Linked DNA regions of Homo sapiens: region 1 is linked to region 2. Evidence: read pairs that join two places in POLR2A ChIA-PET (ENCODE). Cell type or tissue: Caco-2. All regions are shown on one strand. Links, peaks and the distances in the headings refer to the core of each region. The heading gives the core; the rest is flanking DNA.

What was found. ChIA-PET counts read pairs that join two places held together with the same protein. Peaks named below come from ENCODE experiments on the same cell type or tissue, not always from the same donor. Only the 100,000 strongest peaks of a DNase experiment are listed, where the experiment ranks them.
Region 1: POLR2A ChIA-PET joins it to region 2 with 12 read pairs; 2 of 35 experiments call an interaction of 5 or more read pairs at or near these places.

The regions. Positions count from the first base shown.
Region 1 is chr21:32,734,482-32,739,983 of GRCh38, reverse strand. PAXBP1 (PAX3 and PAX7 binding protein 1) reads left to right here. Exons shown (of 18, transcript NM_016631.4): 16 at 1,665-1,811; 17 at 2,576-2,730; 18 at 4,917-5,502. The coding sequence ends at 5,034. PAXBP1-AS1 (PAXBP1 antisense RNA 1) reads right to left here. Exons shown (of 4, transcript NR_038879.1): 3 at 1,643-1,712. Among named protein-coding and RNA genes, the nearest start is that of PAXBP1-AS1, 9.1 kb to the right of the region's middle. In Caco-2, for the core only: no CTCF peak of the experiment used is centred there; no DNase peak of the experiment used is centred there.
Region 2 is chr21:33,224,310-33,229,525 of GRCh38, reverse strand. No RefSeq gene overlaps it. Among named protein-coding and RNA genes, the nearest start is that of IFNAR2, 3.0 kb to the left of the region's middle. In Caco-2, for the core only: no CTCF peak of the experiment used is centred there; DNase peaks (open chromatin) are centred at 1,895 and 3,067; H3K4me3 peaks cover 116 bases.

The DNA of each region.
Region 1 (5,502 bases), core at 184-5,183, 490 kb after region 2:
AAGTAAACAAATTGCCTTTTTTTTTTTTTTTTTTTTTTTTTTTTTAAAGAGACGAGGTCTTGTGTTGCCTAGGCTGGTCTCAAACTCCTGAGCTCAAGTGGTCCTCCTTCCTTGGCCTCCCAAAGTACTGGGATTACAGGTATAAGCCACTGTGCCCAGCCATAAATTGCCTGGCTCAGCCTTCCGAGTAGCTGGGACTACAGGCGCCCACCACCACGCCCGGCTACTTTTTTGTATTTTTAGTAGAGACGGGGTTTCATCATGTTAGCCAGGATGGTCTCGATCTCCTGACCTCGTGATCTGCCCGCCTCAGCCTCCCAAAGTGCTGGGATTACAGGTGTGAGCCACCGCGCCCGGCCGTAACCACAGGTCTATAAATTACCATTTTTAAGATTACTCTGTCTGCTATGTGGAGATAATAGATTGAAGTAGGTATGGATAGTGATAGTGAAAATGGGAACTGGTATTTATTGTGTATTTTATGGGAACTAGTACTTACTGTGTGTTTACTATGTACCAAGCACTGTCCCGCACCTTTTACATAGATTATCTTGTTGAATCCTCAGAATGGCTCAATGAGGTACACGCTGTTTTTTCACTTTACTGATGGGGTAGTGAGGCACACAATAACCTGCACAAGGTCATTCCATTGGTAATTAGAGATGGGAATCAAACTCAGCCAGTCTGACTCTTGAGCTGCTCTTCTCAACTGGGCTTCTGTGGGAGACTTAATACCTAATGCCCTAAGGCCTCCATTGTCTATAATGAATTCTTCTTTTTCCCCTGCATCTGTAACAGTACTAGCTATGTATCATTCTTGGGAGAACTGAGTAAAGAGCCACACAAATCATTTTCTGTAGGTTTAGAACTCTTGCAGAGCCCTGCTTCAGAAAGGCTACTCAGTGCTCTTGCTCATAATCACTGGAGTAACTGCAGGGTTCTGAAGAGATTAAGGTGGGTCAGATTCGGAGGATGGCAGCAGGAACTGAGGGAAATGGACAGACTGGATGGTCGTGGAGACACACAACTTGAGAGAGAGGTCAGGAATGACCTCCAGACCTCTGCCGCAAGCAGCTGGTTGAATAGTGTTACCATTTACTAAGTTGAGAAACAACTGGGAAACTATAAGTTTTTATGGTGGGATGGGATGGGGCTTTCATTTTATGATGATAGCTTTCATTTTCTATATATTGATTGAGCTTGGGTAGCTTGAGATGCATAAGTGATATAACTTGGTTGTAGTTCATGATACATGGTAGCCATGCAGGGTTGTAGTCAGACTCTCCCATCTTTTGTGGGCAGCGCGGGGCGGGGTGGGGGTGTGCATAGAACCAGCTAGAGTGTAATTTTGAATGGAGGACACTTACCTAAGACTCAGCACTCCCTGATAGTACTGTCTGCAATGATGGAAAATGTTCTGTATCTGTGCTGACCAGTGCTGTAGCCACTAGCTACATGTGGCTGTTTCGATTTTGACTAATTAAAATTGAATATTCAAATGTAACCATTCTAGGAAATATCTGTACCTTTGAAAGTATTAATATTTCTTAGTACTTTGGCAAGACATGGTCTGCTGTATTTCATATGGTGTTTTACTATGTAACTTATTTACTTTGTACCTAATCTAATTGTTTCACATTACCTATTTTTTTTCTTCTTTCCAGCTGTTAGGCAATTTTCTTCAGTGGTATGGCATTTTCTCAAATAAAACTCTGCAAGAGTTATCAATAGATGGTTTATTAAATCGATATATTCTCATGGCTTTTCAGAATTCAGAATATGGAGATGACAGCATCAAAAAAGCCCAAAATGTGAGTTAAATGCATAGTACAGTTTTTAAAGCATATAATTTAAAATGAATTAAGTTTTTGTTTGTTTGAAGAGGGATTTGAGAATTTTATGAAACCCCTTTGATTACTGGACTTGCATGTAAGGTTGACAGTTTGCCTACCCAGGTAGTTCCAACCCCCTACAGCATTTTTTACATAAAAATGCATACTGTTATATATATATATATCCATCTATATCCATATTTTTATAGATATTAGTGAAAGTTTTGATATTTTTATAGGTATAAATAAAAGTTTTGATTTCAGAATAATAACCTTATTATCTTAACCTCAGTCTGGGCCAACTCGACTTCCCTTAGCAGCATGCATGGATGTCTATTCGTGGAATTATTGCAGGGGATGGGGGTGCTGTAATTTCATTTTTATACCACTCATTTTTACATCAAAAGCTGCTGGAAAAGGAAATTCAGTATATTTAGGCCATCCTAGAAGACTGGAAAATGAAGCAGTTGGTTGTCAGTTTTATGTTACTAATTTACTCAAATATTGGACAGATTATCTTTTGCTTTGAGTGCCTAACCCATTGGTTGGGGTAAAAATTTAGGTATATTGGTTTAGTTAATGTAGGAAGTCAGATTTAAAAGAATATTTCTTCAGAGTAATTGCTGTAGCTCAGAAGCACGTCTTCTGGTGAAATACATTTATACCCATTAACTAGACTTTGCTTTTAATACTTTAATTTATTCTGTCTTAACTATTTTATTTTACGTCTTTCTTCTCCACAGGTAATCAATTGTTTCCCCAAACAATGGTTCATGAATCTGAAAGGAGAAAGGACTATTTCTCAGTTAGAAAACTTTTGCCGATACCTTGTACACTTAGCGGATACAATTTATAGAAATAGTATCGGGTGTTCTGATGTGGAAAAAAGAAATGCAAGGTAATTTTGTAATTAATGAAATGGTAATCTAGAGTTGTTTAGTTGCCAGATTTAGTATTAAAATGTTTTAAGTAGAGATGTTTATATTTTAGTTTAAATTGTATGTTCACTTAGTATTATAAACCTACCAAAAATGCACATAATTTTTCATTTTAGCAGTTTTTACTTTTTTTCAGTATGTTATTTATGAAGATACTAAGGAAAGACTTCTGGTAAGGACCAACCCTCAGGGGAGTGAGTAAACGGTTGTTTTCTCTGTCTCCCTCTTTGAAGAATTAGAGAGGTCTCAGACTCTCTTGTTTGGAGTTTCATTATGCAGATTTAAATTCAAGTTTATCTCCCAATTTGGGGAGATTTTTTGTTTTAATCAATATTATGAACTAGAGGTTATCACTCATGGCTTTTTGGGGCAACTTATTTCTAATTTTTATCAAGGGTTGTAAGAAAAGAGTGAGTGAACCATTAGCCTTTCTGTGGACATTAATTTATGGGTGTTCAGGTAATTCTGGGATAAATCTCTAGCATAAAAAGTAAATAATAACACTAAGTAGGGCAGTTTGAAGGAATTGTCTTTTTAAAATTTTAATTTCATATATCTTCATAATGTCAAAGTCTAATTTTTGTTTAGATCACACCATTAGTCATACCCCTATAACAAAACCTTCTTCTGATCCCTCATTCCCCTTTCTTGAAAAAGGACCTATTTTCCTGCAAGAAAATTGGATATTTTTTCCACAATAAAATTAAAGTAGCTATTAAAGATTTTAGGCCAGGCATGGTGGCTCATGCCTGTAATCCCAGTACTTTGGGAGGCTGAGGCAGGTGGATCATGAGGTCAGGAGATGGAGACCATCCTGGCCAACATGGTGAAACCCTGTTTCTACTAAAAATACAAAAATTAGCTGGGTGTGGTGGTGCGTGCCTATAGTCCCACCTACTCGGGAGGCTGAGGCAGGGGAATTGCTTGAACCTGGGAGGCAGAGGTTGCAGTGAGCTGAGATTGCGCCACTGCATTCCAGCCTGGTGAAAGACCAACACTCCGTCTCAAAAAACAACAACAAAAAAGATTTTAATGGTAAAATTCTTTGGCAGGTTTTGGCTGATTTGATTTTGTTCTTAGTGTGTGCCATTTTGTTATTTGTTGGCACTAATATTTTTTTCTCTGTGTTTTCTACTAGATAAATTTTATCACATTTTAAACTTTGATTTACATATATTTAACAGTGTTTCTGTTTGGAAGTTAAATATCAACAAATAGTGTTTACTTTTCTACAGAAAAGAACTTTAACAGCTATGTAAGCACCTGCTTTGTGCAGTGCACATAAAGCAGGTTTCATGTGGGTTGGAAAGTTTTGCAAATTCTAATTCTTCCCTAATAGGTGCTTACTACAATTCTGTAGAAGAGATGAGACAATTACTAATGTCATATTATGTCTTGTTTCTCGTGAGTGGTTTAAGCTAAATGTTAAAACAGTCATTCTTAAAGTGTGGTCCCTGGACCAGCAGTATCAGCATGGCATGGGAGTCTGATAGACTTGCAAGTTCTCGGGGCCCCACTCTGGGCCTCTTGAATAGAACTCTTGGGGTGGGGCCAGGGATGATCTGCATTTCAACAATCCTCTAGGTAATTCTAATGTGTGCTAAAATTTGAGGATTACTTCCTAGTAAGAAAGCAGAATGACTTCTAGCTGGAGTGATAAGGAAAGTCAGATTATACTTTATTTAGTGAATTTTGGTGGAGTGGAAATTATGCTGGATCTTGACAGATTGGTGATGAAGAGACACAAATAACGATTTGTGTTCCAGGTATACGCTAAAACAGCCAGGACTCTGGTTTGGGAAGGAATGGGAGACAGGCCTCTGAAGTAGTTTGAAAACAGATTGCTTTCTTTTCTTTCTCAATATTAATGAAACTCATTGATCTCAATGAATTTTGTTTTGCTTTTTTAAAATGGGTCCCCTGTCTCTGGGCTAGTCATTTAAACATATGTAAGTTTTGTTCTATATGGATAAATGTAAACTTTTTTTTTTTTAACATGCTGTAGCTTGCATATCTGTTTCCTTTCTTTGAAAATGTGTGCTTGGAAAAATTGATTGCAGAAGCTCTAAAATAGCCATGAAATCAGTAGCAAATTTTCTCTTAGATATACTAATTAATGAGATGCTGCTATATTTTTTTCTTTTAGGGAAAACATAAAACAGATAGTAAAACTCCTTGCAAGTGTTCGAGCTTTGGATCATGCTATGTCTGTTGCAAGTGACCACAATGTGAAAGAATTTAAGTCTTTGATCGAAGGAAAATAGATCTATGAGACTGAAAAACCTATTTGCTTGATTACCATTCCCAATGTGTAAATTTTGTATATATGTAAAGTTTCTTAAACTGTAAAATAGCAATTCTTGTTTTAATACAAAAAACATTATATTCAATACTGTGTCCTTAAATGATATTTCTTCAGAATGAAAGGAATTCAGATTATTTCTAGGAGTCTATGAATGTTTTCTTTACTGCCTGTCATACTTTGTTTACTGAAGTATTTTGTATGGTCATTTAAATTAACCCTCTCAGTTAATTGTCCCCTGTAAACGATGTGTGCAGTGTAAATTGTGTAATTATGCATATATATATTTATACCACCATGGACTTACTTTCACACTGGAAATTTGTGGTGTTTTTCCACAGAGGAAGCCTTTTAACAGCAGAAAATTATCCGGTAGCAAATTGTCTTAGGGAAATTACTACACTGTTGTAACAAAAGGGCTGGCAAGTGA
Region 2 (5,216 bases), core at 1-5,000:
CAACTAGTAAAACGAGGATAAAAATACCTACCATTGAGTAAATGTTGTAAATATCTACAACATTATCCGTTGTAGATTCTCCCCTCTTCTCCGCGGGTCTCTTCTCCATACTCCTACCCTTCCCTCGACCCCCCACTGATCAACGTGTTTCGGGATAGGCAGAAAGACAGATGTTCTTCATTAATTTGTCTGCTTGTTATTTATAGCCTGTCAACTTCTAAAATAGACTATGAGGCCGGGAGCGGTGGCTCACACCTGTTATCTCAGCACTTTGGGAGGCCAAGGCAGATGGACCATCTGAGGTCAGGACTTCAAGACCCAGCCTGACCAACATGGTGAAACCCTGTCTGTACTAAAAATACAAAAATTAGCTGGGCGTGGTGGCGGGCGCCTGTAATCCCAGTTACTTGGGAGCCTGAGGCAGGAGAATTGCTTGAACCTGGGAGGTGGAGGTTGCAGTGAGTTGAGATTGCACCATTGCACTCCAGCCTGGGAGACAAGAGCGAAACTCTGTCTCAAGAAAAACGAAAAAAAAAAGAAAATCCAAAACCAAAATAGACTATGAGGCAGCTTTCAAGTAAAATGTATGTATATTCTAAACATTACAGCTACTAAAATGGAAATGTTAATATCTTTTTGAAGGAGAGGGAAAAGATACACTAACCACCTAAATTGTTTTAACTGAGTATTTAATCTCTCGTTCAGCTTTCTGGCCTCCTAGGAAAGGGAGGAGGAGGATGTTTCATACTTTTTGTAGATGGGAAAAATGAGCCTTTTAATCTATGAAGTCAACCAACATTTGCTGATACTCCTTTAAGGCTAGGCACAAGGGTGATCATAAAGAGGATGTCACGGTCCTGCCTCTTATGTGACCCTTGGCAGAATTCCCACCAGCCCCATACGATCTGAAGGGAACTTATCTAGGATCCTATTTCTTATAAAAGACATTCAACATTGAAAATATTTTCAGCCACAGTTTTAGAGAATTTGCAGAAATAGCCTCTGAAAATGGGAGAAATCCAATACCAAACTCCATGTGCTGCATGCACTCTTTTATATAAACATATATATTAAAAATAAAACTATGTCAAAACCTTAACTATGACTTATTGCAGATTGGATGATAGTAGGTGATTTTTATTTTGTTTCCTTTCCAAACATTCTACAGTAAACATCCTTACTTATATAATTAGGAAAAAGATTTTTTAAAAAACAAATGCAGTCCTGGCTAACACGGTGAAACCCCGTCTCTACTAAAAATACCAAAAAAAAAAAAAAAAAAAAAAAAAAATTAGCCAGGTGTGGTGGCGGGCGCCTGTAGCCCCAGCTACTCAGGAGGCTGAGGCGAGAGAATGGCGTTAACCCAGGAGGTGGAGCTTGCCGTGAGCCAAGATTGCGCTACCGCACTCCAGCCTGGGCGACAGAGCGAGACTCCGTCTCAAAACAAGCAAACAAACAAAAAACAAAACAAAACAAAAGCAAATGCAGTCTATGCCAAGGTGTGAAGAGCTTGAAAGCTGTCACTCCACTCCCCACAACAAGAGAAAAGCTGAACAAATTGAAGATTAACAACTCTTCTTGTTTCAGTATCAGTGAATTGAGTCACAGGGCAAACTGCAAAAACTGAAAGACAGACAAATGCAAAGAATCACAGTTTACAGGGACCAGAAGCCTCTGAAATCATAGCAAAACTTAAATTGTAATTGACTAATTGCTGGAGACTGAGTGTGGACTAGCTTGAGAATTAAACACTGTTGGGTACTCAGTCTTAGAGGGATGCTCCCCAAATTGTTAAAGGTTTACTCCAAGAAGCTCTACCAAGTTCTCATGGTAAAGACCACAGAAAAATTCCTGACTGGCCGGTGGGAGGGGAAAAGTAAACATTTTGAGATATGCCCAGAGTGTTCTGTAACAAAAACCTGTCCTCAGGGCAATTACATTACTGGAGCCTAAACTGACCTAGCAGAAGGGCAATTAGACAACTCAGCCCCCTCTAGCCTTCCTGTCTATCATGACTGGAGGAAAAAAGCAAAAGTTAAGAAACTTCTCGGAGGGTCATAGCCCAGAGACTCAGGCCCATTAAAGAAAACTCTGGGAATTAATCATAAGATTGTAGAATGTTTTGCCTCCACAGTATCTTACCACCACATCAACAGGACTCTGTAGTATAATAACGGTGGATTACAACTCCATTTAAGAAGGCATTTCTAGGAAAACCCAAAGACAATGGAGGAGACAAAAATGAGGACACTAAATAAAACTGAAGCCTCTGACACCTACAACTACAGCAAACATTTAACACAGCCTAACTCTTAGCCAGATAAACCTAACACCTTATCCTAAAGGGCCATTTATCTCAGCTCCCATGACCTGATATGTTATATCTAGTTTTTAACAACGAATTACAAGGCATGCTGAAAGGCAGACAACACCAAGCACAATTGGAAGAGACAAAGCAAGCTTAGAAATAAGACTCGGAGATGGCAGAGAATTTGCAAATCAGACTAGGAATTTAAAATCATGATGATCGCTATGCTAAGGGTTTTGTTTTTTCATAGAAAAATATATGGTCTGGTTCCTGCCTAGAGCTCCTAAATCCCCTGCAATTTCCTGAGTAATAGGGGTGATAGGCGTTATAACGAGGCTACTGTTTTTGTTTTTGTTTTTGTTTTGAGACCGAGTCTCGCTCTTTTTCCCAGGCTGAAGTGCAGCTGCGCGATCTCGGCTCACTGCAAGCTCCACCTCCCGGGTTCACACCATTCTCCTGCCTCAGCCTCCCAAGTAGCTGGGACTACAGGCACCCGCCACCACACCCAGCTAATTTTTTTTTTTTTTTTTTGTATTTTTGTAGAGACGGGGTTTCACCATGTTAGCCAGGATGGTCTCAATCTCCTGACCTCATGATCTGCCCGCCTCGGCCTCCCAAAGTGCTGGGATTACAGGCGTGAGCCACCGCGCCCAGCAATGAGGCTACTCTTGGTGAGCCCCTGGATAGCTTTTAGATGGAGGCTGGTCACCAAAAAGACCAAGCCCAATAATCAATAAAGCCTGGAACTTTTGGCCCTACCCCCTCCACCCCAACCTCCAGGAAGGAGAGAGGGACTAGAGACTGAGTTAATGATCAATCATGCCTACATGATGTAACCTCCATAAATAACCCCTGAACAACCAACAGAGTTTGAAGAGTTTCTGGGTTGGTTAACACATTAAAGTTCTGGGAGGTTGGTACACTTAGAGACGGCATGGAAGCTCAGTGCCCCTTTCTCCCATACCTTGTCCTAGGTATCTCTTCCACTTGGCTGTTCCTGAATTGTATCTTTTATATAAACCGGTAATAGTAAGTAAAGTGCTTTCCTGAGTTCTGTGAGTAGCTGTAGGGATTCTGTAGATGTTCTTTATCAGGTTGAGAATAATTGTCCAAATAATAATAGCAGCAACATATTGGTTGATTATAGCTTATGAATAAGTGAAATGTATAATAACAATGTTATAAGGGTTGAGAGGGAGAAATTGGGGATACTCTTTTCTAAGATACTTGTGTACTACCCATGAATTAGTGTATTGTTATTTGAAAATGGACTTAGATTAGTTATAATGTATATTGCAAACTCTAGGGCAGTCACTAAAGATTTGTTAAAAAGAAGTATAATTAATGTGATGGTTAATAGTGAGTTTCAACTTGATTGAATTGAAAGATGCAAAGTATTGTTCCTGGGTGTGTCTGTGAGGGTGTTGTCAAAGGAGATTAACATTTGAGTCAGTGGACTGGGAAAGGCAGACCCACCCTCAATCTGGGTGGGCACCATCTAATCAGCTGCCAGCATGGCCAGGATAAAAACAGGCAGAAGAAGGGGGAAAGGCTAGACTGGCTAAGTCTTCTGGCCTCCATCTTTCTCCCATGCTGGATGTTTCCTGCCCTCAAACATCAAATTCCAAGTTCTTCGGCTTTTAGACTCTTGGACTTCACTCCAGTGATCTGCCAGGGGCTCTCAGGCCTTTGGCCACAGACTGAAGGCTGCACTGTTGGCTTCCCTACTTTGAGCTTTTGGGACTTGGACTGGCTTTCCGGCTCCTCAACTTGCAGATGGCTGATCGTGGGACTTCACCTTGTGATCATGTGAATCAATTCTCCCAATAAACTCCCTTTCATATATACATCTGTCCTATTAGTTCTGTCCCTCTAGAGAATCCTGACTAATACAATTAATGTGCTAAGTGAGGGGAGAATGGAATCATATAAAATATTCAATTAAAACCAGAGAAGGGCTGGGCATGGTGGCTCACACCTGTAATCCCAGCACTTTGGGAGGCCGAGGGGGCGGATCACGAGGTCAGGAGATCAAGACCATCCTGGCTACCATGGTGAAACCCTGTCTCCACTAAACATACAAAAAATTAGCCAGGCGTGGTGGCAGGTGCCTGTAGTGCCAGCTACTCAGGAGGCTGAGGCAGGAGAATGGTGTGAACCCAGGAGGCAGAGCTTGTAGTGAGCCAAGATCGTGCCACTGCACTCCAGCCTGGGGACAGAGCCAGACTCCGTCTCAAAAGAAAAAAAAAAAACAAAAAAACAACAACAACAGAGAAGGCAGAAAAAGAGAAGGAAGAAAAACAATAACAGCAACAACAATAAACATAAAAAGAACAAGTGCATTGAATAGAAAACAGTTACAAATATGGGAGATATTAATCTAACTATCAATAGTATATTTAAGTGAATGGTCTAAGTGTACCAATTAAAAGACAGAGACTAATAGAGTGGATTTAAAAATAAATCAAGGGCCAACTATATATTGTCTACCAGAAACCCACTTTAAATATAGAGACACTGATAGATTACATTTTTAAAAATGCCAACCTGACCAACATAGTAAAACCAAAAAAACAAAAAACAAAAAAATTTTAGCTGGGTGTAGTGGCAGGTGCCTGTAGTCCTAGTTACTCAGGAGATTGAGGTGGGAGGATCACTTGAGCCCAGGAGTTCAAGGCTGTAGTGAGCTATGATTGTGCCACTGCACTCCAGGCTGGGCAACAGAGGCAGATCCAGTTTCAAAAAAAAAAGAAGAAAAATGGAGAAATATATGACATTCTAACATTAATCAAAAGAAAGCTGGAGTAGCTGTATTAATTTCAGGCAAGCAGATTTCGGAACAAAGAAAATTATCTGGGGTAAAAGACAATTATATAATGATAAGAAAGTCGGCTTTCCAAGAAAGCAT